Regions from separate parts of the Homo sapiens genome. Here all the other regions are linked to region 2. The links are chromatin loops, found by intact Hi-C in ENCODE. Cell type or tissue: IMR-90. All regions are shown on one strand. Region 1 has its middle 110 kb from the start of LINC02283. Region 2 has its middle 120 kb from the start of LINC02358. Region 3 has its middle 52 kb from the start of LINC02283. Region 4 overlaps KIT (KIT proto-oncogene, receptor tyrosine kinase). Region 5 has its middle 10 kb from the start of LINC02283. Region 6 holds the start of KIT (KIT proto-oncogene, receptor tyrosine kinase). Region 7 has its middle 68 kb from the start of LINC02260.

Region 1 (4,000 bases), 520 kb before region 2:
TCTCCATTTCCTAACCAACATTTATTCTTTTCTTTCCTTCTGTTTCTTCTTTTCCTTTTTTTTCTTTTAATAGTGGCTGTCCACACCGGTGTCAGATGGTATTTTATTGTGGTTTTGATTTACATTTCTTTGATGATTACTGATGTTGAGCATCTTTTCATACACCTGTTGACCATTTGTATATTTTCTTTGGAGAAATGTCTATTCAAGTCATTTTCCCATTTTTAAATTAGGCTATTGATTTTTTTGCTATTAAATTGTATGAGTTTCTTACATATTTTCCATACTAACCCTTTATCAGATATATGGTTTGCAAATATTCTCTCCTATTCCACAGGTTGCCTTTTCACTCTGCTGATTGTTTCCTTTGCTGTGCAGAAACTTTTTAGTTCAATGCAGCCCCATTTGTCTACTTTTGCTTCTGTTTCCTGTGCTGTCGGTGTGATATTCAAGGGATCATAGGCATTAGGTGTTTTTATAAAGCTTCCCCAGATGACTCTATTGTGCAACCAGGACTTAGAACCATTTGTCAAAATTACACCTTGCTATGATGTAAAGCCTATGGTTCCATCTAGACATAAAAGTCCTCTCAGTAGAACAGCCCAGCAGCTGAACACATTTATAGTCTGTGTGGCATGGTGATCCCTACAGGGAGGAGTGTGTCTAAATTTCTGGATGGGATAGGAGTGGGGTAGTGAGAATGCAGCTGGAAAGAGCACATTCAATATTGTTAAATAATTTTATCTCCGAATAATAATTTTTTCATAACTTAAACTACAAAAAATAACAATCCACTGGAGTCACATTAGTTCAGAAAGTCTAGAATGTCAGCTCTCTGAGGACAGGGATATCTGTCTCTGTCCACTGCTGTATCTCCAGCCCCCGGACAGTGTCTGGCACATTGTAAGCACTCAAAATATATTTGTGGAAGTGGCTGAGCCGCAGATTGGCTGTGGTTCTGTCCACAGTGCCTGGAACTGTTATTTTCCTATTATTATCTAGCCTCTCAGCTCTTCCTCTTTCCTGCCAGCCTTGACTTCCCGTCTTAGCTCATAGGAAGCTGTGTCCAGCAGGCATCTTCCTTCTGTGAAGCTGTAAGGGCTGTATGCAACTGGGTCCCGAGTGCAATGTGTGTGGGGGGGGGGGGGGGAGGGCGGGGGGGCGTGGGGGACGGTCATTGGTTCATCCAGGAAATGTCCATTTACATACTAAAGTCTGATTGGTCTAGAAGAGTAGCTGAGCACAATCAGTCCTGTGTGTCCACAGACCAGGAAGCTTAATATAAGTTAAGTCCAACCATATTTAACAAAATATTATGTCACTGTAGTGATGGAGTGACGATCATAAAAGTGTTAAAATGAAAATATAAAGTATGCACTGTATTAAACTTCATCCCTTCATTGAAATCATTTTCACTTGTATTTTAACAATCTGCACACTATCAAATGACAGTCTGTTTCGAATATGCCTGATAAAATTTTAAAAAACCATTGACTTGTTTCTATAGCATAAATGTGAAAGCTTTCAGAAAGAAAAAGAAGAAATGGAATATGCATACAGTTTTTCATAATTTTTATTTTATCATTTTCGAGCACTCAGATGAGGATTTGGGAAAATCTTCATGTCACTCTTTTAATAAAGCCACAGTGAGCACTTCATGCTGCTTCCACTTCCCACACACAAACTTTCTAATTATAAAAGGACCTTTTCAGACTTATTCAGGGCATATAATCTTATTTGCAGCTCCTAATTGGAGGACTGTGTTTGTTGAAAAGAACAGAAGTCTTCAGTCATTTAGAATAAAGCTGGCCCATCAACCCCTGTGGGAAGAAAAGAACTATTTATTTTATCCGTTAATCCCAAATACAAACACAATAAAGCTGTCTTTTCTAATAGTGACCTATTTCATGTTAAATTGGGATAAAGCTAGCTTTGCTCAATAAGACTATTGTTGTCAACAAAAAAGTCAATCTTATTAGGATTCCCATTGAATAACTTCCAATAACTTATCTTTTAAAATGCTAAACCCAAATCCCAGTTGAATTCTCTACGTTGTCTGCAAATCGGGAAAGGAAATAACCTCAACCGGTGAGCCCCATCTAGTGTCAGGGAAGTAAATTGCTGGTCAGAAACCGGGTCTATAATTTTTTCTTATCTTTAATCTGATTTTTAAGATTCTTCTATTTGTGCCCAAACCCTTATGTTTTTGTTTCTTTCTGGGGTTTATTTGCCTATATTTTTATTTCTAAAACTAAACAACTTTCTATACCAAGCACATTTTTTCTTGATAACTTATAAAAATACAACATTGCTTAAAATTAGCCAGATTTCCCCATTGGTTTTATTTTAAAATATTAATTTTAAAACGTGGACAGTCATGTTCCTTGAATAGCATTACAGAGCACTCATGTACTAAACTATGTTTGATGTAAACAATATTATTCACTTATCAATTTTATTTTATCAAAAGACCCCAAAGGATCTTTCTTGATATGAGTTTTAGAGGAGCAAGACCGAGTCACAGAAAAATCCAATGGAACATCTAAGGACATTGAAGATTTCGAAGTCTACTTTCTTGGGCAACATCTACATTTGAGGATTGTATTGGCTTGGAGGTCAGTTTCTTTTAGCCAACTACATCAGAGCTTAAGTGCAGTGTGTCTGCCTTCCACGCTTCTGCATTTCTCGACTGTTAATAAACATGTCAAAAACGAGTAAGGCAAGTTCAGGGCTTAGCTCCAGTCATACATGGGAAATGCCTTTGCTAATAATTCTGCCTTATAAATGCAAACCTTCTTTGTTCCCACACACACAAAAAAACTTGACAATAGCCAAATGAAGTAGAACATATTCCTCAATTTATCTACACTTAAGATATTTCAAAATATCTTTCCACTAGCCTATGTGCTCAAACCACAAAAGCAGACATAGGTATATAGAGGTATCTGGGTTATGGAGGAAAGAACAAAGGACTGAAGTTCAAATACTAACATTGCCCTTCACTGGCTGCATGTCCTTGGGAAGCCAAATCTCCCAATAGGGTGCCATGAGTTCAGGCTATGGAGCAGACAATCCCTGTTTCTCCACCTCCCAGCTGTTAGACTTTAGACAAATTATTTCTCTAAGCCTTGACTTCTTCATCTATCATGATATTTACTTCCTTCATACAGGAAGATTGTTATGAAGACTGACTGATAAAGTATGTGAAGTGTGTAGCTCAGGGTCTGGCACATAACAGAGTGCTCAGTGAATACGACTATGACTCACAAATGGAGGGACAAGCGCCCACCTCACAAGATGGTCGGGAAGACTCTAAGACATGGGAAAATGTTGGTCAACTTTAAGGCACTCTATCAATGTAATGAGTTAGGCAAACCTAGTAGGCCCCTCCTAGAAGGCCTAAAATTAAAAAGAGAGCTGTTGAAATTGAAGAACATGGGGCTTTCATAGGTCAGCACAAGCTCTGTGAGCTGAACAGAAGTTTTGTAGGTCTAATGATTTGTATTGTTGGCTTACATTGTATTTGGGGTTGCAAATTTTTGAAAAGAAGAGAATGATAGAGTTGGAAGGGAGATTGTATTAATTTAGTTTTCTTGTTTTATTGAGGAAAAAAACCTAATGTCCCTTCCTTCTTCAGAACTCCTTGCACACTTGAGATCATTTAAGAATTTCAAAGTATTTGTTTAATGTCTGCTTTTGCTCCGACTGTAAGAACCATGTATTCAGGGGCCATGTCTATTTGGGCTGCACTGTATCTTCAGATGTGGCTCTGTGTCCAGCAGTGTCTAGTAGTGTCTAGTACCTTGTCTACACATGGTAATTGCAGACAAGCTCAAAACTGCCATATAGCAAAGTACATAAGGGCATGGACTCCTCAGGGAGGAAAGGCTGGACACAAATTGGACCTCTCTGGTTTACTTCCCGTGTGACTTTGGGCAAGCTACTTAGCCTCTCTAAGCCTCAGTTTCCTTGCCTATAAAACAGAATTAATAATGACAGT
Region 2 (4,000 bases):
ACTCTGACATTAAACTTGAACAGTACTGCTACCACAATGTCCAGCAAATAGAGGGGAAACTGCTTAGGCTCTTGGTCCTTTGGAATGAAAGCAATGCACTTACATACTTCTCCCCTAAAGTAAGCATAAATATAAATTATAATTGAATGTACGTGGTGTGAGATAATCATTTTTCATGAAATCATGATGCTCAGGAAAATAAATACTGATGTTGAGGCCAACTCAACTTCAGAAAAACATTTGCCTCAAAATGCATATATGACCTCATCCTCATTCTTATTTTACCTTTTCTTCTTAACAGGCTTATGTTGAAATGTAGGCATTATGAAAAGCTGACTTGCCTTCCATAAGGCCCTTGGCCCATAAATATCTGTCCTCAAATAAACAGAAGCCCTACCTTGAAACAAAGAAAGTCTGTAAGGGAGGATGGGCAGGACAGAGGGCAGATGTAGCTTTATTTTTAGCACATTGTTATCAAATACATTATTCTCTGCTGAGATATGTATTGGCCATCACAAAAACCCATGCTTAACAAAGCTTTCATTTTTAAATTTGCATAATGCCTTATTCGCATGCATAGAATTCCACAAAGTATTGCTTCTGACCAAAGAATTCATTCCACATACACACACACAAAAATTGTGACAAGGGGCTCATGTCCATGGAATTCACTGATTTCATCACATGCCCATCACCCTGAAGCAGCTGGCCTTATAAAAAGTGGAATGGCCTATGGAAGCCTCAATTACAGCACAATTTGGGAGAATACTCTGAAGGTCAAGGTTCTGTCTTTCGAGATGCCTCATGTGCTTTGAATCAGTGACGAATACATGGTCCAATTTCTTCCTTAGCCAGAACATATGGGTCCAGAAAGCAAGGATGAAAGTGGGAGTGGCTTATCTCACTAGTATCCTTAATAGCCACTCCCAGAATGCTTGCTTTCTGTTCCTGAAACTCTGGGCTCTTCTGGTTGGAAGCTGGAGTGCAGTGGCAAGATCACTGCTCACTGAAGTCTCAACCTCCCAAGCTCAAGCAATCCTCCCACCTCAGCCTCAAGAGTAGCTGGGACCACAGGTTTGCGCCACCATGCCCAGATAATTTTTTATTTTTTTGTAGAGGCAGGGTGTCCCTATGTTGTTCAGGCTTGTCTTGTACTCCTGGGCTCAAGTGATCCTCCTCCCTCAGCCTCCCAAGGCATTGGGATTACAAGAGTCAACCACCACACCTGGCGCAGAGGTCTATATTCATAATAGAGAAATGTTTGTACCAGGTGACACACAAATTGTTCCACTGATTCAGAAGTTGAGAGTGTCAGTGAATCACCTGGGGCTCCTATCCCCACTGACCTAGCAGGTAGGGGATTACTGTACTGGTTGATCCTGGTTACTAAGAGAAATCAGATTTATTTTATAAAACTCTATTTAGAACACAAGAGTTTCCCCAGAGTATTTCTTAGTATACCCATCTCCAATATAAAAGCTAATGGAAAATGACAGCATCTATAGCCAAAGCAAAAAGTTATTATTTTTGTATAGAACTTCAAACACGGTATGTGAATAGCCAAAGGGGTAGACTGTGTGAATTATTAAGCTATTACCTCACAGCTCCAAAGCTACCTTTCTGTATTCTGTTCAGTGATGCTGGGGCTATCTATAGATCTCTCTTTTGGGGAGTTGGCTCTCTGTTATGTTCTATAGTAGGGAACACTAGTGGGATATCAGAAGGCCTGGGGTAGGAAGCTGCTGTTCCTCCCAACTATTGCCCAAGCAGGGACCCCTCACCCTGGCATTGATAGTGTCCATCTATTTCAGCATTGACAGAATCACAGGCAATGCCCCTTCCCCTGAGCTTTGTTTCCTCAGCCCTATGGGTAGTTGCTACTTCCAGCAATTACTGGTTCCTTTAGTGGTTACTTTTGTTCCTTCATCCCTCCCATACCTATGTGATCAATTCTCCATATTAAATTCCCTCCGTTAAAATATCAGATGTGGTTTTTGGTTTCCTGACTACACACTGATTAATACAGCCTTAAAAAGGAAGCTCAAGATCATTTGACATCTCAATTACTATCACTTTTTCAGAAATATTTATTACGATGCTCAACTGCAAAAAAAAGGAGAGGAATATTAAGAAAATGTAATATGGAATTACTGTTTTTCAAATGCCATCATCCAAACAGAAAAGAGAGAAATCCCTGTGAATGCCTGTTGAGAAACAAATTCATTTTATTAAAAGGTTTCCCTCTTTGTATTTGGAGGTTAAAGAAATGATAGACTTTATTGTTCCACCAAACAAACCATTTCACTTATTTTTGGTAAATTACACTAAATGTGGTTTAATTACTGTGTCCAGAATAGCATTTCACATCTGTGGCCCCAAAAGCTATTATCACTATGGACATTTAGGGAAAAGAAATGGAGCCCTCTTATGGCCAATTTAAATGCTACAGCACCCTTGCAGTTCCACACTGATCGTGTTAACATCTGACCTAGATCACTAGATCTTTGGACAGAGATACCTCAGGGGTCCTACCCTACATCACCACTAAACTGACATGGAGTGTGTTGCCCAGAGAAATAATGTCTGTGCTTCTTGGCACTGTGCATATATGACATACAAACACTTATACACTGTGTAAACAAGGTCATTAAATGCCCAATTTTATAAGAAGGAAATAAAGGGAATAGGATAGGTCTGACTCTGCCTAGAATATCATTTGAAAGAGATACTTTGATCCCTTACCTGGCAGAGGTCTTAATACAAGCCACAGTAATTTCCTTCTGAATTAGTTTCATACACAGGTAAGGCCCCAGGGTATCATAGAAGGGAAACTCAATAAATTCACCAAAAGATTGGTGTGCAAGGGGTTTGTGTTGAAATCCACACGTTATTACCTTTTGTAGGCAAAGATAAGAGAATCCAGTGAAATGGAGTGTTAGAGACCTCAAAGGACAAACTGGTGCAAGAGAGGCATGGAAGGGGGGAGGCAATTAGGCTTGGGAGTTGGGTGTCACTGGGTTCTAATGCCATCTTAGCTCATTTCTAGCTGTGTGACATAGGGCAGATTATTTAACCTCTCTGTTTCTCAGCTTCCTCATCTGTAAAATAGAAATAACCCCGTCTAGTTCAAGACAACATAGAGTGTAGTGGTTGAGACCAGCTGCCTGGCTTCAAATCCCAAGCCTGCCCCTTACTGTGTGACATTAAGCAAGTTATTTAACATTTCTGTACTGTATTCATAAAATGGAATATAATCGTACTGTCCCGGCAGGGTTGTTTTGAAGATTAAGTGATTTGATAGACATGAAGCACTTGGGCAGGTGTCTGGCTGGGTCTGCAATCATTGACACTGTTTGAAGCACCTCATGATGCCTTGTGCATGGTGAACGCACAATGTTAGCTTTATTATTGGCTATCAATTATTGTTAACAATGTATTTGTTATCTTTTTCCTATCTACTTCTTTTTTTTATTAGGTCAAGTCGTATGAAACTGCCATTTTTATAGATCAAAAATACTTGAAGATAGCCATTCCTTGGTTTAACCTAATACAGAATAATGCTTGTCACTAGGTCACATGAAGGGTTATTGGCAAGGGCATAAGACCAAGGAAGAAAATAGAGCTTTCTGCCACATGCAGGTCACTGAGCCCTGGAACCCTTACTTGATGGAGTGTTTCCTGTTCCTGCCTGCGATAACAAATCCCTTGAGCAGTTTAATGAGACTTAGTCCTTCAGCTCTCCTTATGCTAGCCTCAGAAAGGAAGAAGGTGGGAGGAGTGTATGGGAAAGGAGAAGTGATGGGTCTATATACCAACTAGGCAGGTCAGGGGAACAGAATCCATTCCAGGTAGTTCCATATGGTGCAGGAAAAAAAATGAAAAGTATTGTAGGGGACACTGAAGCCACAAGAAGTCAGCAACAGCTGGGAGTGGCCACAGCCTCGGCAGCTGGAAAGATAGAGGGCAGAGGTGGCACTGCCAGAGACCAGGGCCAGGACCA
Region 3 (4,000 bases), 580 kb before region 2:
GACTGGTGTGTGATGGGCTGGAAGGTAGATAGGGCCAGCATGTGCCCATGCAGAGCTTTCCAGACCGTGGTAAATATTTGGTCTTTATTCCAAAGCAGTGACTGGGGAGCATGTTTTATGTGTGTGTGTGGGAGGGCAGGGGTGCGATTGTTCATCCACATCAAGTCCCTGGTGACAGATGTCATGATAAAAAGTGAGTCTCAGCCAGGCACTGTGGCTCATGCTTGTAATCCCAACACGTTGAGAGGCTGAAGCAAGCAGATCACTTGAGCCGAGGAGTTTCAGACCAGCCTGGGCAAGATGATGAAACCCCGTCTCTGCAAATAATACAATTAGCTGGAAGTGGTGGCATGCGCCTGTTGTTCCAGGTACTCAGGAAGCTGAGGTGGGAGGATTGCTTGAGCCCAGGATGTCGAGGCTGCAGTGAGCAGAGATCACACCACTGCACTCCAGCCTGGGCAACAGAGTGAGACTCTGTCTCAAAAAAAAAAAAAAAAAAAAAAAAAAAAAAAAAGAAGAAAGAAAAAAGCAAATCTGTATAATTCTTTGAGAAGTTAATGTTAAAGACAGTTTTTGGTTTATCAGATCCTTGGGTATGTTATTTGGTTCACAATGCATCCACAGAGAACCAGAGCTGAATTCTAATTAGTATATAAGCCATCTGTAGCCACAAGATTGTAAAGGATGATACAATATTTATTAAAAATATTGATAGACAACTAGTTAGTCATGTAGATTAGCTGGAAGGATGCATATCAAAATGTTGTTAAGGGATTTGTTGGTGACTTTTGATTTTCTTTTTTGGTACATTTTATATTTTTCAAGTTTTCTGGAAGTAATTTTTTTAAGAACTCCCTAAAAATATAACTGAGTGTCAGAGGCACCAGGCATGCATGCCCTTTTTATTTGGGAATTGAACAGTATGGGATCAGGTTACTGTGAGGCAGGGGCTTCAAAAGAATAAAAAACACTGGTGTGCTATAGACCAAATTATGTCTTCCCCAAATTCATGTACGGATGCCTTAACTCCCAGTATGGCTATATTTGGAGTAAGTAAGTAATTAAAGATAAATAAACTCATAAAGGTGGAGCCGTGATGTGATAGGTTTAGTGTCCTTATAAGAGACACCAGAGAGCTCTTTCTCTTTCTCCCCACCATGTGAGGTTGCATGAGGAGGCACCATCCATGAACCCAAAAGCAGGCCCTCAGTAGAAACCCAATTAGCTAGCACCTTGATCTTGAACTTCCCAGCCTCCAGAACTGTGAGAAATAAATGTCTGTTGTTTAAGCTACACAGTCTAAGGCATTTTTAAAAAGCAGCCCAACAGACTAAGATGGGTGGTTAAATTCCATGGCCACAGTTTTTCTGAAAAGATGCCACAGAAAAGGAGAAATGTACGCTGCATCTTGTTCAATTTTATTACATTTCATGTTCTTTTTGTGATGAAAAAAAATGCTACCATCTAACGCCTACCAAAAAAATCAACAGATCCTCACAAGAAGCATTTGAAGTATGGGAGCATGTCTAAATGTACATTTATGTGCATGTAATGCTTGGAGAGACATAAACACCGGCCCCAAATAAAATCTGAGCCAAGTTTTATCCACAGAGACCGAAACAGGATTTTTGCACTGTGCTGTCTGCTGAAGGGTCTACAGGCTTCTGAGAGTCAGAGAACTTCTTTGTTCTATGAGAAGAGCAACATTACAGGGGCTTCAGAGATGGGAGGAGGCTCTTCCCCAGGCAGAAGCAAAGAGTCTCAGGGGAAGGGATGTTAAAGCTGCGTTCTGAGGTATGGATAGGAGTTCACCGAGTGGGTGAGGAGAGAGAAAGTTCTCTTGTGAGTTTATGAGAGCAGGAACCAGGTCTTCTTTTTCTCTGTGCCTGGTACCTCCGTGGTGCTTTGTGGAGTGTATGAATAGAGGAGCGCAGAGGTCAGATGAAGCAGTATGTAGAAAGGTCCTGGGGCCAGAAGCAGTGTGAGATGTTTGAAAGATTCTAAACTGTCTGATATTGTTTGTGTATGTGTGGGGCATGGGAGCAGGGTGGGGTAGTGAGGAGGGGCGAGAGGATGGCTGGAGTAGAGGGAAGTGGAGCACAAAGGAGGTAAGGATGGAGAGATAAACAGGGGTGGGATCATGCAGGGCCTGTATACTGCGCTTGGAAGTCCAGACTCGGCTGTGTGGGCAATGGCATCGTAGATTTGCCAGCAGGTGGCAGAATCAGAGTGGTAAGTGGGTCTTCAGATCTTAGACATGCTTCCTCCATTTCCTTCCAACGTAGTTCTCTTTATCTATCATGTAACTTCGCAGGGAGATGTCTGGCCTTAGAGGTCTGGGGTCACTGCCAGGCATGGGGATGCACCTGGGTGAGTTTTCCAACCCTCCCCACTACCCTGTCCTCAGGCAGAGCTGTAGAGGGGCAGGCCATCTTCTCTTTCCTTTTTAATTCTGTCATTCTCCCACACACCCAGAATCCCCGCTGCTCATTTTCCTGAAACCGTGGAGCTCCTCTCCGAGTGGCATGTACCAATTTAGGGTTTGCTGGGTAGGAAACTGTACAAACTCTGAGGTGGGCCTGAGGCAAGGTGAAGGGAGATTGTGTAGAGCATAGCCTGGAGGAGGAGCTGGGATCCCTGTCTCCCTGGAGCCGGTGGAGGATGCTGAAGAATGGAATCTGAAGATGCCCTGAGAATGTTTGGGGATCATGAGAAGTTTATGAGCTCCACACATCTCCAGCAAAGAGCAACACAGAAGATGGGCTTTTGTGTGTTAGGCAAAGAGGATGGCAGGAGGCCAGGAGGCTGTTCTGAAGGATGGCAGTACCCTGAAGACTCATCACATACATTGGATGTGTAATGTTACCTCCCTATCTCTGTGCCATACACACCCCCAAACCTCCAATACACCAGGTGTGATCCCATAGCCAGCTCCTCCCTTCACCTTCTGATGCCAGACTGGCAGAAACAGTAGTAGGAGGCTCCCCACCATAAGGAACCCAACTGGAGTGAAAAACCCCAGCCCCACTGCTAGGCTATCAGGTGCCCGTGCAAACCAGACAGATACCCCTGCCTTGAGCCATTCTGTAGCCACCTGCTGCAAACAACCTGCATCACCACTTTTACCTATCCCCAGTGCTCCCCAGCTGTGTTAGTCTTACTTTGCAAGTCCTCTGTCCAAAAGAGACTCTCTCAGAGGATCATCCTGTAGACAGAGAGATCCAAGATTAAAATACATTTTTAAAGGGCATTGTCAAGACTACATGGAGAGAAATTGCATGAAAGACAAAAAAAAAAAAGCCCAAATCAAAGATGCAGTTGCCACTGGCTCTCTGTCTCTGTCAGACAGGTAACCGAATCTCACAATGAGGCCCCCGGATGCATCCATGGGACACACTCTGTACGTGCCACAGATGGTTCTCACTTCATACATATTTCATCTGTTTGAGTGTATGTGGTTTGGGGCAAATAAAAGCAAAGCGATTTTTGTGTCTCCAGCTCTGCCTTCAATATTTAGAGATTGTATTTCCACCAGAGCCTCTGAGATGTAAGTAAATGCAAACGATCCCCGCCAACGAGTGTTTGAGCTCTCTGTGGAGAGGGGGGCTCAAGGTTGTAGATTCCCATTAGCGAATTGGCATCTCATCCTCTCTTCTCCCCAATGGGCCCTCGTATGAAGCTGAAATGCCAAGTTATTTCCTCAGAGAAATGTTTCCCTCACATAGAGTCACACGTCCTCAACTGTAACCGACTATCTCTCTGCCAGCCTCCGTCTATGGTAACTGACATCAGATGAGCACATCACATGCAAAAGTGCTGGTGCCATAAATCTTTCAAAAGATTAAAGGGAGGCAGAGAATCAGGCACCAAAGCAGGGAATAGAAAGTATGGTGAATGACAAAGACAAAGGCTGTTGTGATTTTCTGTAAGATTAAGAAACTATCAGAAATGACCAGAAGTCCTGTAATCTGCCTGGGCCTATCCCATGCAGATCTGCTGA
Region 4 (4,000 bases), 280 kb before region 2:
GCACAAGCTGGTCTTGAGCTCCTGGGTAAGCAATCCTCCCGCCTTGACCTCCCAAATTTCTGGGATTAAAGGCATGGGCCACCGTGCCTGGCCCAAGCACTGAATTTTTATTAATGTAAGAGATTTCTTTGTCTTTTTTTTCTTTTTTTTTTGAGGTGGAGTCTTGCTCTATTTCCCAGGCTAGAGTGAAGTGGCACAGTCTTGGCTCACTGTAACCTCCACCTCCCAGGTTCAAGTGATCCTCCTCCCTCAGCCTCCTAAGCTGAGATTACAGGCACATGTCACCATATCCGGCTAATTTTTTTGGTATTTTTAGTAGAGACAGGGTTTCAGCATATTGGCCAAGACTGGTCTTGAACTCCTAACCTCAAGTGATCCATCTGCCTCGGCCTCCCAAAGTGCTGGGATTACAGATGTGAGCCACTGCGCCCGGCCGATATTTCTTTGTCTTGACCGTTTTTTTTTTTTTTTTTAGAAGACAGAGTCTCGCCCCGTCACCCGAGCTGGAGTGCAGTGACGCAATCTCGGCTCACTGCAACCTCTGCCTCCCTGGTTCAAACGATTCTTGTGCCTCAGCCTCCTGAGTAGCTGGGATTACAGGCATGCTACACCACACCTGGCTAAATTTTGTATTTTTAGTAGAGACGGGGTTTCACCATATTGACCATGCTGGTCTCAAACTCCTGGTCTCAAGTGATCCTCCCGCCTCAGCTTCCCACAGTGCTGGGATTACAGGTGTGAGCTACTGTGCCCGGCCTGTCTTAACCTTCCGATGGGGCCTATGTGTTTAATTCCAAACATACAATGTAGGATGATTAAATCAGGATAATTGGGGTTATCCCATCACCTCAGCATTTATTTCTTCTAAGCATTTAATTACAGATCTTAGAATTGTTAGTGGCTTTAGACTCTTTACTTTGTCAAATGAGAAAAACAAGGCCTAGAGAACCTAAGTAACTTGCCTAATGATTTAGAATCCAGAACTGCTATGTCTCTACCAGTATATATTTTCCCCTTCACATCCTTCACTAATTGCTTAAGAGCAAAAGTATGCAGTTATGGCCGGGCGCGGTGGCTCACACCTGTAATTCCAGCACTTAGGAAGGCAGAGGCAGGAGAATAGCGTGAGCCCAGGAGTTCGAGATCTGCCTGGGCAACATAGTGAGACCTCGTTCTCCACCAAAAGGTGGGGGGGTGGGGAAGACAAAACCCCCAAAACCCAAGTGTAACTACCTGCAAAAGTATGCATTTATACATTTCATCTAATATATACAAATATTAAATATTTAACAGACACCAAACATTTAATAATTTTGCTTGTCTTCTCCAGCCTGAGAAAAGCTTTGACAGATGTCCTGTCTCTAAAACACACTCACTGGAAGCTTGAGTCGTTGCTGCTGGGTCCTCTTAGTAAGTTTCCTTAGAAGCACACAGAACATTTAACATGTTCTCTATCTTGGGAGTGCTGTTCAAAAAGCAGAAGCAGCCCAAGGGCATCTTCTTTTGCCACCAGGTGGCACGCTTGTGAATTGGGAACTGGTGGAAGGAATGAGTCAAGGTGAGGGTTGCACTAAAATGAATCTCCCAGCTGGGCAATGTTGAGGAATCTGAGTGGGGAAATGCTTCATTGCAGAGAATGAAGTCTGTCTGATTTGCCCAGAGATCACAAAAATAAAAGACAGAAAAGCAGAACATGAAAATGCTACAGGAAAGGTGGGATCGGCACAAATGATACCTTGGCACTATGTCCGTGTGGTTTAAGGCAGAAAACTGAAGGGCTGACTTGGCCCTGAGGAGGAAACTACTCAGTAGCAGAGGCAGGAAGGGCCCAAACCACAGGTGAATCCACCCAGGTTGAACGCCCACACAGAGGTGTGTGGGTGGGGTGGGGTGGGGTGGGGTGGTGCAGCCTGACTGCCTCCGCTGCAAAGGATGTGCCTTTGTGTGCAGTGTGACATCCCTCTCTAGCCTTGGCGAACCTGGGAAACACTTCGTCTCACATGTCCTTGGAAATGTGGGACCCACATGTACCATGGGCTCCTTTGTACCACTGAGAGTCTCCTGAAAAGAGTAGGTCCAAAAAAAGGGGGGCTTGAGCCCAAAATGGGCTTCTGCACCTTATGGACACATGCATCAGCTCCTGGGCAGGTCAACTTAGGAGCCCTTCTAGTCATCCCTCTGGCTATCCCTCCCCTCAGTTCCTTCTTTCTTTATTGCCATCTTCCTCTGTGGATGTTCATCTCCCCAACTCTTCATTCTGAGCCTTCTGGAAGCACCCTGTGTCTTCATGCTGCCATCAGGCACTGTCCCCCACACTCACTGACTCCGAGGGTCCTCCCTCCACCTCCTCCCCCAAACTCCTCCCTGACACCAGCCAGTCCCCACAGTTGCTGCTCCCCCGGCAGCACGACAAAGCTCCCTTCTTCCATGTCCCACTTCTGCCATACCAATGGCCGGGCCTGCTTCTGCTGTACCAGTTGCCAGGCCCTGCATCTAGAGATCCTGGTTTGACTACTGTGGGCAAAGCTCTGGTGGTTCCGACATGCAGCTGGGATTGCTAATGAGTGTATGAGTTCTATGATTGTTTCTCCTCACTGCTGTCAGTGGCCAGTCCTGTGCCCTGGAGACTTGAGGGTGGGTTCCCCATCCTTCTCTGCTCCCCAACCTACTACCTTGTCCTGAGGTTCTAGTGTCCATCTATTTTGCCATTCAAAGTAATGGCAAAAACCACAATTACTTTTGCACCAACCTTCTATAGAAGGCCCTGTGCACTGTCTGATCTGGAATTTCCTGGTTCTCCTTTAGCAGTGGAGTCATTGTCATCTCTATCCTACTTCAGCCACCCTGGGCCTTGTCATTTCTCCCTGGCCCCTCTGTTCTTTGTAGTCTCCACTCCCTCCCTGGGGGATTTCATGGACACCACTACCACCCTCTGTGTGCCAGTAAGACTCCAGAGTATATCTGTGGATATACCCCACCTCCTGCCTCCAGTTTCCAGAACCTTTTTGCTGCTGCCTGCTGGGCCAAATGCCTCAAAATCTGTTTTACCCCTCCAATCTATTGGCACCCCATCTCCCCATCATGTAAGACAAAACCAGGGATATTTTTCTCCTTGCTTCTTCACTGTCCAGGGCCAGCCCACCCAAGGTCCCAGGCTCACCTGGCATAAAGCCACCCCTCCCCTTCATCCCACCACCTCTGGTTGATGCCCTCATCAGCTCTTTTCTGGGTCGCTGACTGGTTGTCTCCTGGCTGACCTTTCTCCAATTCTGTTCCCCTTGCACTGTCCTTCACTGCTCCCAGAGGAGTCCTCCTAAAACATACATCTGCAGCTCACCCCCTTACCATGACGGAGGAGGCCTCCGGGGGTTCTGCCCTCTGTCCCTCTCTAGCCTCACACCGGCAGCAATTCTGAATGATTTTGTGACTCCTAGGCACTGACTCCACTAGTTCTGTGATATTTGGTCTTGAATGTCTCTCCCTTCTCCCCTGACCCAAGTGATAGACCTTTCTCCTCTTCTACCCCTCAGCCTGGCTGCACACATCACTTGTTTTGAGCCCTAGGAATCTTTTTCTGAGCCTTCTCCACTTGCCCACTGCCTTAGTTTCCCAGCTCAGTTCTACATAATACTCTGCCCTGTTTTAGCCTGTACTTGCTTCATTGTATGGTAATTATGTGAGTCTGTCTTCCCCACTGGGCTGTGAGCCCCTTCTTTGTATTCCCAGGCCAAATGATAGGAGCTCAATTCCCATTTCATCAATAAGGACACGTTACACAAGTGCTTGCTTTGTTACTGATCCAGCCTTGTTTGCCATTAATTACTGACACTCTAGCTTTAGCTTTATTTCTCTGTTCTGTGATTCCCCTGTGTCAATTAGTTCATCATCTTTAGACCAACCTTGAAATATACTTAAGGAGCTACTTAAAAAAAAAAACTAAATATGCTGTAATGAAGTCTGTTATTTTGTGAATTTTAAATGGCTAATCATTTTTAAATGG
Region 5 (4,000 bases), 640 kb before region 2:
CTTGCATAGCAATTACTGACCATATGGCTCCTCACAGGACACTAAATTCAAGATGCTCCCAAATGAGCCAGGAACTGCTCCTCTTAGTACCTGTGCATCAGCTGCCCAAACCGCACACCTGGGTGTTATCCCTGACTCCTTCTTCTGACTCATACACTTTACAAGTTCTTCCTGAATTACTCCCGGATCCTCCCCATCCTCCTCATTTCCAGGACTGCCACCAAGATCAAGCCTGCATCACCTCTCACCTGGACTGCCGCTGCAGCCTCTTGACGGGCCTTGCCTTCTTTATTCTTCCCTCTGGCCAATCCATTCTCCACACAGCAGCCAGAGAAATTCATTTTTTTAAAAAAAAAAACAAACCTGATTATGTCACTGCATGGCTTACTACTCATCAATGGCTTCTTACTACCCTTAGAGAAAAGCCCAGCCCAGTAAGGACTGAAGGCCCTGTGTGATCTGGCCCCTGCCCCCTCACTCCATGCCCTTCTCCCCTTCGCTCTGGCCCAGCCACAGTGATTTTCTTTCCCTCTTGCTAATGAGCTAATCCCTTCCCTGCCTCGGGCCTTGGCATACACAGTTCTGTCTGCCTGGCACTCATTTTCCTCAGATTCCCACCTCTTTGTTTAGTGCATTAAACAAAGCATTTTTTGAGGCATTAAATTCATATACCCCCAAACCATGCCAGGTTGCTGGAGACTCTCATAGCTCACTGCCCTTGTGCTTTGAAGCATTCCTCAGCCTTCTAATTACTTGCTCCACTGTCAGATCCTTGAGGCCAGGCCTCCTCTCTCTGTTCCTCTCTGGACCCCTTGTACCCAACACAGCACTGAACACCTATTCATTCAGTGATCCAGCCCTTCATTCATTCACTCATTCACTCAAAGACATTTGTTGTCATTTCTGTCCCCATTTCTGGTTTGGTAGTGGAAAAAGACTTAGTGAAATAATTGCCCAAATAGTTTATTTGTTAGAGTTAAAATCAGGCCTGCAAGCAGAAAGAGAAGGCATTATGAACGATGTAAACAAGACATAGGAGGTGCGAGGAGAACGGAAGATGGATTTTCTATCAAGAACAAGAATGGGAAGATTTTCTGCCATCTTGACTCTAATTCTTATCTCCATTTTCACCCTGAACCTTACACTAGACCAAGTTACATAAACCCAGTGTGAGACAAGTTTAGTTGAAATATTCTTTTAACCAATTAATTGCCATTAGTGCTGCCTCCTTGGAGCTTCTGACTTCAGAAAAATAATCCAGGAACGTTCTGCCACTAATTCTTCTACCTTGCCCGCCACCATTTTTCTGATTATTTTTCTACTCTCAGACACTCTCTCCATCATAGGCTGGCTCTGCTCGTCTTGGAGCCTGTGTAGAACAGGACTCCATGTGCCAAGCTAAATCTGCTCCGCTTCATCATCGCTTAGGCTGCCAAATTGGGTCAATATAGTTTTAGAATGTAAAAATATATTTCTATTCAGTATATATATTATATATATATTTATGTGTTCCAGTATATATATACTGAAGTACATATTTATATGTTCCAGTATATATATATATGTATATATATACATATATATATACTGAAATATATATATGAAATTTATAAATTGTATTTATACATACATAAGGAAAGAATAGAAACACCAAGGAAGGCCTGAGGGCAGCTTTGATGAAGATTATGGGATGGTTAACCACCAACTCTTCTCTTCCCCAGTCATCCTGGACAATTGGCCATTGCTTTCAGCCTATTAACACCCTCAAGATGCACTGAACATATGTTGACAGTCAAGCACTGATGTGTCTTAGAGCATCAGGTGGTAAACAATGATGAGTTTCCTGGCTGGAATTTGGAGGTCAGAGACTATTCTGGGGTCCCTAATCTTCAAACACCCAGATTTCTTGTGGGCCAATCTGTCCTCCACCTGCCTTGTCCACGAAGGAGTAGAGAGTGGATGAAGAAGCCGGATTCTTCACGTGAAATCTCTGAGCCTGGGGCATGGGAGAGCCCACCCAGGCTCAGGCCTCAGCCCAGGCATCTTACCTGCCTAAGTGGTAATCCCTGAACAGGAAGACCTTTTGGAGAATTCTTTACCTCCTGTCCAAAGTGGCAAGTTGGCCACAAGGGGGAAGCATCACACAAAGATAGTGCTCTGGCCGACCTGCTCTTTGCTCTGACTTTCCTATTGTTATCTGGGCCAGGAAGGCAGGTGAGGAGGGCCCACTGCCGAAGGCTGTGGTTCAGCTGAGACCATGCCCACCTGATGTCTTGAATATGGCCATGAAGCCAATGAACACTCGATGAATAGTAATCGACATGTGATGAATATTCAGGATTTAATTTATTAATGAAATTAAGCAGAGCCCTGGAAAAGATAAGCGTAGGTGGCAAAATTCTTAGATCTGAAGATTCATCATATGCTGAAAACTGGGAATTGAACAATCTGGTTCCAACATGGGCCCTGCAATGCAGTCACTGGTCGTGGGCTTTTCAGGCCATCTTTTGGCCTCGTCTGTCATTCCCCTTTCTGTCTTTATTACAGTGCTGCTGTGAGGATGAAGCAAGAGAATATGAAACTGGTGATGAGGTATTGCAAATGTACAAGACCTACAACTCAGGCAAGCAAAAAAAATGCAGCGCAGCTGATCATTACTGTAGATGGTCATGACCTTCCTGAGGTGGGGGTGCGTGTGTGTGTGTGAGAGAGATTCAGCCTGGCATAATTTAGTTTAAATCTTAGGTCAACTTAATAATCGAAATAGCCTTTTAAAGCTAGGGTGCCAACCTTCCTGTTTGTCAGGACTTTTCCAGTTTTGATACCCCGGAGTCCTGGGCCCTGGAACCTCCATCAGTCCGAGGAAAACCAAAACTCAACTCAAGTCTCCTCAGGCTCTCTGATCCCCTCCCCATCTTTATTTATTCTCCAAAAAGGCTCTGGGTATAATTGTGGAAGGCCGTGGCTCCCAGACTCTCAGCAGGAAAGAAGAGCCCAGACCTTTGGGTCTCTGTGCAAAACTCTGAACCCTTTCTGCCTCTCTTGAGGGTGGCAGGACTGGCTTTGCAGACTTGGTGGGCTCCCATGCTGGGGCCCACTGCTAGAGTCTGCGGCTTTTGCTCTTTATCTCAGTCTCCACTGACTCCATCCCCTTAACTCTGCTCTCTGGCCAGGCCAGCAGCCCTCATGCCCACCAGGGCCACTCCCTCTGCCTGTGCACTTCCCAGTCATCTGCTCGCCATGGGGAGGACTTGAGCAGCTGGAAGTGCTGCCTTTGACTCATTTGATCATCCATCTCCACAACAATGCCTATCACTGCTCTTGTCCCATTACAAGCTGCTGTGGCAGACAAGGGCTTTTCCCAAAGGCTTGCGGCCTCCCCAGAATGACTCGGAACACGAGCACTAGCAACATGTCTCCAGCCTTCCTCACACATCAACTGGGTACCAGTGACGGCTTGTCCTGGGCAGAACTTGAAGATGACCACCAGGATTCCAGGCCCTTGGTGCACACACCTTCTCCCAGTATTCAAACACTCACCTAGGTGCTGTGTGTGGTGAAGGGCTTTTGCAGATGTGATTAAAATCCCAAATCAGTTGATCTTAAAAGAGGGAGATTACCCAGGTGGTACAGACCCACTCACATGAGCCCTTTAAATACGTGTTCAGAGGTCAGGGACAGATAAGTCAGAGAGATTGGAAGTGTGAAACAGCCAGAAGGAGAGGCCACATGGCAAGGAGCTGAGGGCATCCTCTAGCATTCGAGAGCCATCCTTGTACAAAAGCTAGCAAGACATCAGTCCCACAACTGCCAGGAAAGGAATTCCGGAATTCTGCTAACAGCTGGAACATACTTGAAAGTGAACCTTTCTCTAGTTGGTCCACCAGATAGAAACACAGCCTCTTTTTTTTTATTATTTATTTTTTATTGATCATTCTTGGGTGTTTCTCACAGAGGGGGATTTGGCAGGGTCATAGGACAATAGTGGAGGGAAGGTCAG
Region 6 (4,000 bases), 300 kb before region 2:
TTAAAAATCATTTTTCTTACATCAACCTGGGTCCTCACACTATTAAACAACAGGAGAGCTTTCAATATTAAATGAAGTGGGGCAGCTGGGCAACTGTAAATTTTGGATGATACTTCAGAGAAGAGTCTAGGTGTATCTGTTCTATCCCTTTTTCTGATGGGCATCTGCCATTTATTTTTCCATTCTTAAGCTCTCAGGAGGGATGTCTTATTAGTTTATCAGAATGCATAGGGAAAGCTCATCTTTCTTGGAGTAGGTCTTCCAATAAGTGTTCAAGCCCTGGGTCTTCCCTCACTACAATAATAAACATACCTGCTCTACCCTCCTCACAAAGCTGTTATCGTGAGCATGAAAAGACGAGTCGCTGTGGGGAAGAACTATTAACCCCTATACAGATACTGTTGTTGCTTTCCGTTCAAGGATCCACCATGAGACTGTGGGTAAGGCACTTTCTGGGCAGTGAAATCGGGCTTAAGAGAATCATTGTACTTTTATTTTGCTCCTGGGACCGGCAAGGGCAGTTAAGAGCCCTAGCCCTAAAACTGTCGTCTGTTACAGAGGCAGAGAAATCATTACTGGGGTTGGCAGCGTTGGGGGGAGGGGGGAAAACGTGTATGAAAACCTGGGCTCCCAGAGCAAACTTCGCCACGCGCCCTCCATCGCCCCTGTCTCCACACAAGTCCCGGCAGGGGCTTCTTGGGCGGAGGCCACGCCGACCAATAGGAACCCACTGTGTTCCTACAGGTTACGAAGCAGGTGGAGAAATTGAGCAGAAACAATTAGCGAAACCGGGCTCAGCCTTTACCGCGGTGCCAGGAGCTCCTAACAGGCCTGGAGGGGAATGTCGGGGCTCAATTTCCTAACGCTCCCCTCCCCATCCCCATGCCACCTCCACGAGCAGCGGCGTCCAGCCTCCTCCCGCCCGAACGTGCTCGAGGGGCGGGCAGTCGACCTTTATTGTCTGGGGAGCACCTGGCAGGTGGCGGGCCCGTGCCCTAACGTGTGCGTGGTGCCCAGCTTCACAAAGCGAGCGGGCAGCACCTCCTTGGTCCGGGAACGGCCTCAGCCTGGCCGTCCACATCCCAGGGGTGGAAAGGTGGAGAGAGAAAGGGGCTCCGGAGTCAAGAGCGGGGAGAGAGGGCGCGCGCGCCCTCCTCCTCCCGGCGGGCACGGCCCCCCGGCATTAACACGTCGAAAGAGCAGGGGCCAGACGCCGCCGGGAAGAAGCGAGACCCGGGCGGGCGCGAGGGAGGGGAGGCGAGGAGGGGCGTGGCCGGCGCGCAGAGGGAGGGCGCTGGGAGGAGGGGCTGCTGCTCGCCGCTCGCGGCTCTGGGGGCTCGGCTTTGCCGCGCTCGCTGCACTTGGGCGAGAGCTGGAACGTGGACCAGAGCTCGGATCCCATCGCAGCTACCGCGATGAGAGGCGCTCGCGGCGCCTGGGATTTTCTCTGCGTTCTGCTCCTACTGCTTCGCGTCCAGACAGGTGGGACACCGCGGCTGGCACCCCGACCGTGCGACTACTCGGCGAAGCCTGTGCCTGGGAGGGTGGTACCCGCCAGGGTGCATCCGGAGAGAGGACTGCGGGCCCTCAGTGCCCGTGCGTTCCAGCCTCCGGGGAGACTCCAGGTGGCCCTCGGACTCTCCGGCGCCCTGCCTCGCTCACCTGCGCGAGGAGACCCCAGCTGCTGGTGGTGGGGGACGCGAATCCGGGGTTCTTCGGGAATGGGGACAGCAAGAGGGGGTTAGGCGTGAGCGAGGCTGCAGGCTCCGTGCGAGTTTGGGGTGGCTTTTGTGCCGACGTTGCGCGGGGGGCGGAGGCGGGGGGCTCAGGGGTTTGCACCGAGCGCCTTCTCTTGCCGTGCGAGGCGCGGCCGCAGCTTCCTTTTGTTAAAAGTTGCGTGTGTGTGACCGGCGCCCGGGAGGACCTGCCTGCAGGTTCTCCGCCGCGCTGAGGGCAAAGTTAGAGAGCCCTTTCTCTGCTCTGCGGCTACTGCCTTCCAACCGCAGGCGCTCTTTGTGCCCAGAGCTGGGGACCGACCCGCTGCCGCCTCTGCTCGCGGCGCCACCCGTGGAGACCAATCGAAGGCTGCGGCGTTTCCCCGCCTCCGGGTTAGGCTTTTGCGCTGGGAGTGCGCGGCGTGGGGCTGTTGTGGGGCCGGACTCCCGCGAGCCTGGAGGTGGTGGCGACAGGGACAACTTGGGCAGGGCGTGTGGAAAGCAGCCGCTAGGTTGCAGACTTTTTGCTTTCGTACATCCCGTGCTCGCCCCTTTCTGCCGCGGCGCCGTTTCATTCCTGCCGCGCGCCCCGGGGCGGCTGGAGGCTGTGTTTGCCGCCTGCTCCGGGAAGGCAAGGGACAGCGTGCTGGGACTCTGCGTTCCCTGACTCCAACCGCCTAGCACGCCGGCCAGAGTGCCCGGCCTGCCTGGCGGGTTCTGAAAGCCCCTAGTTCCCGGTGTCTGCGACCTGTATTCGCAGGTCCTGTTTTCTTCGGAAATTTTTGAGATTCGTGACCGCCCGCCTCCCCGCCCCCGGGACTTCTATACTTCAGGGCTGCCTGGGGGTGGGGTGGGAGATGGCGTGGAACTTTCTGCAAATCCTACTCAGTTCTTAAAGCTATAACAGAAATCCAGGTATATCCGCGCGGGAACTGGGTCTTAGGTGAAGGATTTGCAGGTTGCTGGAGCCCCTTGGTCAGATTCCTGCCTCCCGTTCCCTTTTTTCCAGGTGTCGCTGGTGCGGGCGAGTGCAGGTCGCCCAGCTCACCCCTGAAGCCCTGCTATCTCCCAGGTCATTTTTTAAAACAAACCTTTAAGGTTACCCTGATGATGTAAGGATAGAAAGTGAGTCTTAGCTGGAATCAAGCGCTTGAAAGGAAGCGGCGCAATGAACGGTTTTGAGACTGTCGACTACCGGTCAGTTTCTCTATAAAGTCTCCAGGCGCAGTCTGCAGCGTCCTGGACTTGTAACTATTGTGAGGGCTTTCCTGTGGGGGGCAGAGAGGCCTTGCATCTGGACCCCTGTGCAGCAGGAGGGGTCAGCAGGGGTCACGAGGGAGTGTTCGGATTCTCTGGAGGATTTGATCACCTAGCTTAAAACAACACATCTGGTCTTTATGTTTTTGTGCCTTGACCTTTTTAATATCAGTTAAGCTATGTGAACTAGAACCTAGTAGGAGACTAGAAAGACCACATCGAATATCTCCCTTTTAAAAAATTAAAAGAATCAATGGTTTTCTTCTCCCCAATAGATTTTTGGCAAAGGGAATTTTAAGGTCTGTCTCCTGGGGGGGCAGTGTGGTGTAACGACAAAGCCTTGCTCTGTCCCCTGGGTTCTCGGTTTCTCTGCCATTTCTTGGCTGCGTGCCCTTGGCCAGGTTGCTTAGGGCAGGTTGCTTAAATTCTGGGAAACGCAGTGTCCTCCAGAGTACAAGGAGGCATCTGCATCATGAAGGATCCTTTGGGTCCAGAATTCTCCTCCAATGTTCTGAGTGTAGACTCAGCACTCTTTTTAACTATTCCCCTGGCCCCTGTCTGCCTCTTTGAAATTCCTCTGCCTCTCCTGCTCACAGGGAAGTCATAGAGTATGGGTGCATCTGACCGGTCTGCCCCTGACTGAAGCAAGGAGCTGTGGCTTATGCTTACTGCCCTTCAATTCCCATATATTCCTCTGCATTGCCCTTTGAGGGCCCCCGCCCCCCAAGTATTACAGCTCCTGTGCCTAACAGGATGAACCTGCTAGGAATAGTGAATCATACCTTCCCCGTTTCGTTCCTGCAGGTGTGAGGCTGGAGTCATTCTCAGCAGCTGGACACAAGGCACTCTAAATTATTATCCTGCTGGAAATAAGAGACCCCAGATAATTCATTTATCCCTATTCTGTTTTTTCCCCCACTCATTCCCATTTTTTTTCTCATGACTCTGTAAATCATGTAATGCTATGCATTTATAGCATGCTTTCTAATGGGCCTTAAGTTTCGTATGACATGTGTGGTGTACATAGT
Region 7 (4,000 bases), 420 kb before region 2:
GCAATCCAGGTTCTCTTGATCCTGTGGCTTTATCATCTCAATAGGAGGCCTTCTTTACTGTGGCAGGGAACAGAGGGCTAGAAGGTCTTATACCTGCAATGAAATACTGGAACGCAAAAGTGATACAAGTCACTTCTTCTCTCAACCCACCGGCTAGAGCTAGTCATGTGGCTCCAAATAGCTTCAATAAAACAAACAGTAGAATTCTCTCATGTGTCCAAGGGAAAGAAGAACTAGATATAGGTGAGCACCAGAAGTCTCACACCCAGGAAAAGGCTAAATCATATATCCATGCTATGGAATACTATACAGCTATTTAAAAGCATTAGGCAGATCTATATTTAGTGATTTTTTAAAAAAGATCTAAGACTTCAATAAGCAAATATCTTAAGCAACTTGATCTCCCTTATATTAAAAATATGTTTATATATATTTGTATGTGTGCAAATGAATAGCAAAAGGTTTATGTAGAATGATACAGTCCAACAGTGGTTATCTGGGAGCAAGGAGTTGATTGGAGGAAGACTCAGATGAAGGGGACTTTCAAGTTTCCCTGTGTATTCTTCTGCATTGTTTACCTCTTTTAAAATGAAATTGTATTCACATAATTTAAATTGCTTTTACATTTGTAAAAAGTAAGTAAACACATCTGGAAACCTATCTCCTCTAGCAGCTCTTTAATAGGCTTTGAGATTTTTTTTTCCAAAAATGCAAATATATAAATTTTAGCAAAATAGTTGCCTGTATTTTGTTGTCATAGCCAGAGGCACTTAGTCACAGAAAGGACTTAGAATATATCATTATCTTCAGTCTATACCCTGGAAACAGAATCTGACTCTGAATTGTTGGCACATGTCTGCTGGGCAGTTAGGAGCAATACCCATGAGTGGTGACAGAAGCCAGCCTGGACACCGAGAGAGACTGAACCGTCACATAGTCACAATGGAGGCCTCGGTGGATCGGATTGACCACTCTGACCTTCAGAATTGCTCTGCCTTGAGGCAACTGCCCCATCCCCATCCAGCAGCTCTTACTTAGCTGGGGCTGCCCCAGGGTGTGGGTGTGACAGTGACCAAGGACCTCCCAGAGAGGACTAAGCTGGATGCACTTCAGCCACCAACACAGACAGCAACTGGGGCAATGAGAGTCCCAGCTTGAAGCGGGGATCTGGACTGTTCTTCACCAAGGATCCCACTACCATCACATCCCCAACTTCACCCAGAGAGTGATAGTTTAACTAATGGCATAGCAAGAGCCCAACCTGGGGAGTAGAAAACTGGGCCTTACCTAGCACATAGCATACATTCAGCAAGTATTTGTTTGATGAACAAATGAATGGCGCTATCCTTGGACCAGGCTCACAGAAGCCTGAGGAGCCTGTGAGAGTGGATCAGGGAATAGGATCCCTAAAGCAGAGTCTCCATGCATTGCAGAAACAAATCCAGGTGAGTCTGGACCTCAGACTCTCTAGGCCTCACCCTTTTGATTTCTCACATTATTCTCACAGGCATGGAAGGAGGGAAGACCTGGAGGTTGCAAGAGGCTGATAAGCCAGCCTGTGATCATCCAGGCTTCCAGCTCCTCCTCTTCCCCTTCCTTCCATCTGCCCCATCTGGTCATTTCTCTGCTCCTCAGCACTTTCTTCTAAGGGCATCCATGGGAAGAAGGAGATAAAGCTCTAGACAGATGCTGTGCCACTGGAGGGTAGCCCTGGAGAAAATATTACAGCTATTAAAGGAGAGTTGGCTCCTATTGACTCCTAAGACACCAGCTAATTATTGGTTAAAATGGGTTGAAGTCCTTGGAATGTTCTAGGCCAGGGCTTCTGAAACTTAAATGTGAATACAAACCATCTGTGTGTCTTTTAAAAATGCATATTCTGATTTAGAAGGTCTGCAGCAAAGCAAAGTTTAGTTTTTTTGTTTGTTTGTTTTTATTTTGAGATATTTTCTCACTCTGTCACCCAGGCTGGAGTGCAGTGACGGGATCTCAGCTCACTGCAACCTCCACCCCCCAGGTTCAAGTGATTCTTGTGCCTCAGCCTCCTCAGTAGCTGGGATTAAAGGCACTGGCCAACACCCCTGGCTAATTTTTGTATTTTTAATAGAGACAGGGTTTCACCATGTTGGCCAGACTGGTCTCGAACTCCTGGCCTCAAGTGATCCTCCTGCCTCCCATAGTGCTGAGATTACAGGCATAAGCCACCACGCCTGGCCAAGATTCTACATTTCTAACAAGCTCCCAGATAATGGATGATTCCTATGCTGCAGGTCCAGGGACTACACTTTGATTAGCTGAGGCCTTAGAGAAGGAGAATACAGATATGTGTCACTGACTTAAGAGTCAAAATTATATATCATCATCACCACCTGACCACTAACACCTTGTTGTGCTAAATGCTTTGAACACTTTTTCTCACTTGATTTTTAAAGAGCCCTCAAAATAGCTATTATAGCCATGCCCCATTTACAGAAGGAAGAAGTGAGACCAGGGATCCTTAGTGACCAGCTAGCATGTGGTAAAGCCAGCACTGCAACACAAGTCCATCAGAGTCCTGGTCCTGGGTTCTTCACCACTTCACAGGAGAGAGAGCATAGCTTTGAAGCAGTCTCTTCTGTGATTATGTCTTCTTGGAGGGACCTCGGCTGGGCCCCAGCTTGCTAAGAAGAGAAAGCCACTGGAGTCTTTGTGTCGTCTCTAGACAGGGAGATGATGACGGTTCGCGGAATAGCTAATAGTGGATCAGCCGCTTGTGCTTAGCTGCTTCCCTGGTGCTTCGGGCAGCATCTTCCAGCTAAAGGAAGGGCTCCACGCTGAGCCATCCAGAGGATTCCTGGCTGCAAGTCCCTGGCCGGCAGGGCGGCCACTGAGCGGTCATCAAGGGCGCAGCGCTGAGCCCTGGCATGGAAACGCCGCCTCCGCCACGCCCACGTCCCCAGGCTCAGCTGCATGCTCATTGCACAGGGTCGCTGCACTGAGCTCAGCTGAGAGATTGCTTAGCTCAGCTTTGAAATCCAACCTAAATTCACCCCCTGGGCCTGCAGACACTCTGGCCAGATGCTCTTCCCCAACCAGAGCTGGGTAATAGAAGGTGACAGGCTGAACGCGGGGACTTGGGGGCGTGGCTGAGCGGCTGACAGCTAAGAGCTCTTCTCCCCAAACGCTGGACGCTGAAGGCTGAAGGCTGGAGCTGCGTTCCTGCGCTTTTTGAGGTGCACAGCTGCAGGATGGGGGTTCAGATATGCACCCAGGGGGATCAGGAATTTCATCTCTTTTTCTGGCCTAAATGTTCCAGTGTCTTCACATGCGGGGAGTTTATTTGCCGTAGGTAGCTCCTACTCCCTTGAGGAGGGAAAGGATCCCACCCGCATCTTCAGAGTCCACTGCCACAAACCCTGACAGAGTTATGGCTAATTTCTTAAGGTGGAAACAAATTGAGGTAATACTGGTGACTAAATGAATAAATAAAAATACACATTTCCGGCCGGGCGCGGTGGCTCACGCCTGTAATCCCAGCACTTTGGGAGGCCGAGGCGGGCGGATCACGAGGTCAGGAGATCGAGACCATCCCGGCTAAAACGGTGAAACCCCGTCTCTACTAAAAATACAAAAAATTAGCCGGGCGTAGTGGCGGGCGCCTGTAGTCCCAGCTACTTGGGAGGCTGAGGCAGGAGAATGGCGTGAACCCGGGAGGCGGAGCTTGCAGTGAGCCGAGATCCCGCCACTGCACTCCAGCCTGGGCGACAGAGCGAGACTCCGTCTCAAAAAAAAAAAAAAAAAAATACACATTTCCTAGACAAAATGTTTTCCATTTAGCCCCTACCCCATCCCCAATCCATATAGCACCTTGTGAAAATTAGCAAAAGTGTCCGTTTTGGGACCAGGCAGCAAATGGGGAAAGGACAGCCAAGTGGGAGGACACAAATAGTCATAGGGCTCCTGGCTTGGTGAGTAGAGCGTGGCCTAGCTTTCAGCACTAGTTTGCCCCCTCAGATGGTGC

What was found. A loop is a pair of places that touch in the nucleus more often than their neighbours do. Peaks named below come from ENCODE experiments on the same cell type or tissue, not always from the same donor. Only the 100,000 strongest peaks of a DNase experiment are listed, where the experiment ranks them.
Region 1: it touches region 2 in a loop (6-fold over the local background); 9 of 110 quality-filtered maps call a loop at or near these places.
Region 3: a loop joins it to region 2, with 18 times the contacts of the local background. A loop is called at or near these places in 9 of 110 quality-filtered maps.
Region 4: it touches region 2 in a loop (16-fold over the local background); 23 of 110 quality-filtered maps call a loop at or near these places.
Region 5: a loop joins it to region 2, with 16 times the contacts of the local background. A loop is called at or near these places in 72 of 110 quality-filtered maps.
Region 6: it touches region 2 in a loop (10-fold over the local background); 11 of 110 quality-filtered maps call a loop at or near these places.
Region 7: it touches region 2 in a loop (9-fold over the local background); 2 of 110 quality-filtered maps call a loop at or near these places.

Annotation. Positions count from the first base shown.
Region 1 is chr4:54,438,945-54,442,944 of GRCh38, forward strand. No RefSeq gene overlaps it. Among named protein-coding and RNA genes, the nearest start is that of LINC02283, 110 kb to the left of the region's middle. In IMR-90, a CTCF peak has its summit at 2,089 (motif pointing left); no DNase peak of the experiment used is centred here; H3K27me3 peaks cover 587 bases.
Region 2 is chr4:54,959,143-54,963,142 of GRCh38, forward strand. No RefSeq gene overlaps it. Among named protein-coding and RNA genes, the nearest start is that of LINC02358, 120 kb to the left of the region's middle. In IMR-90, a CTCF peak has its summit at 2,424 (motif pointing left); a DNase peak (open chromatin) is centred at 649; H3K27ac peaks cover 1,486 bases; H3K27me3 peaks cover 46 bases.
Region 3 is chr4:54,382,563-54,386,562 of GRCh38, forward strand. No RefSeq gene overlaps it. Among named protein-coding and RNA genes, the nearest start is that of LINC02283, 52 kb to the left of the region's middle. In IMR-90, a CTCF peak has its summit at 2,205 (motif pointing right); no DNase peak of the experiment used is centred here.
Region 4 is chr4:54,682,295-54,686,294 of GRCh38, forward strand. The region is part of intron 1 of KIT (KIT proto-oncogene, receptor tyrosine kinase); the gene reads left to right. Among named protein-coding and RNA genes, the nearest start is that of KIT, 26 kb to the left of the region's middle. In IMR-90, a CTCF peak has its summit at 1,512 (motif pointing right); no DNase peak of the experiment used is centred here.
Region 5 is chr4:54,320,887-54,324,886 of GRCh38, forward strand. No RefSeq gene overlaps it. Among named protein-coding and RNA genes, the nearest start is that of LINC02283, 10 kb to the right of the region's middle. RefSeq lists an enhancer at 3,856-4,000. In IMR-90, a CTCF peak has its summit at 2,128 (motif pointing right); a DNase peak (open chromatin) is centred at 2,125.
Region 6 is chr4:54,656,600-54,660,599 of GRCh38, forward strand. KIT (KIT proto-oncogene, receptor tyrosine kinase) reads left to right here and starts at 1,358. Exons shown (of 21, transcript NM_000222.3): 1 at 1,358-1,482. The coding sequence starts at 1,416. RefSeq lists a silencer at 643-937. In IMR-90, a CTCF peak has its summit at 2,230; no DNase peak of the experiment used is centred here; H3K4me3 peaks cover 2,280 bases; H3K27ac peaks cover 936 bases; H3K27me3 peaks cover 1,486 bases.
Region 7 is chr4:54,536,808-54,540,807 of GRCh38, forward strand. No RefSeq gene overlaps it. Among named protein-coding and RNA genes, the nearest start is that of LINC02260, 68 kb to the right of the region's middle. RefSeq lists an enhancer at 2,533-3,034. In IMR-90, no CTCF peak of the experiment used is centred here; no DNase peak of the experiment used is centred here; H3K4me3 peaks cover 375 bases.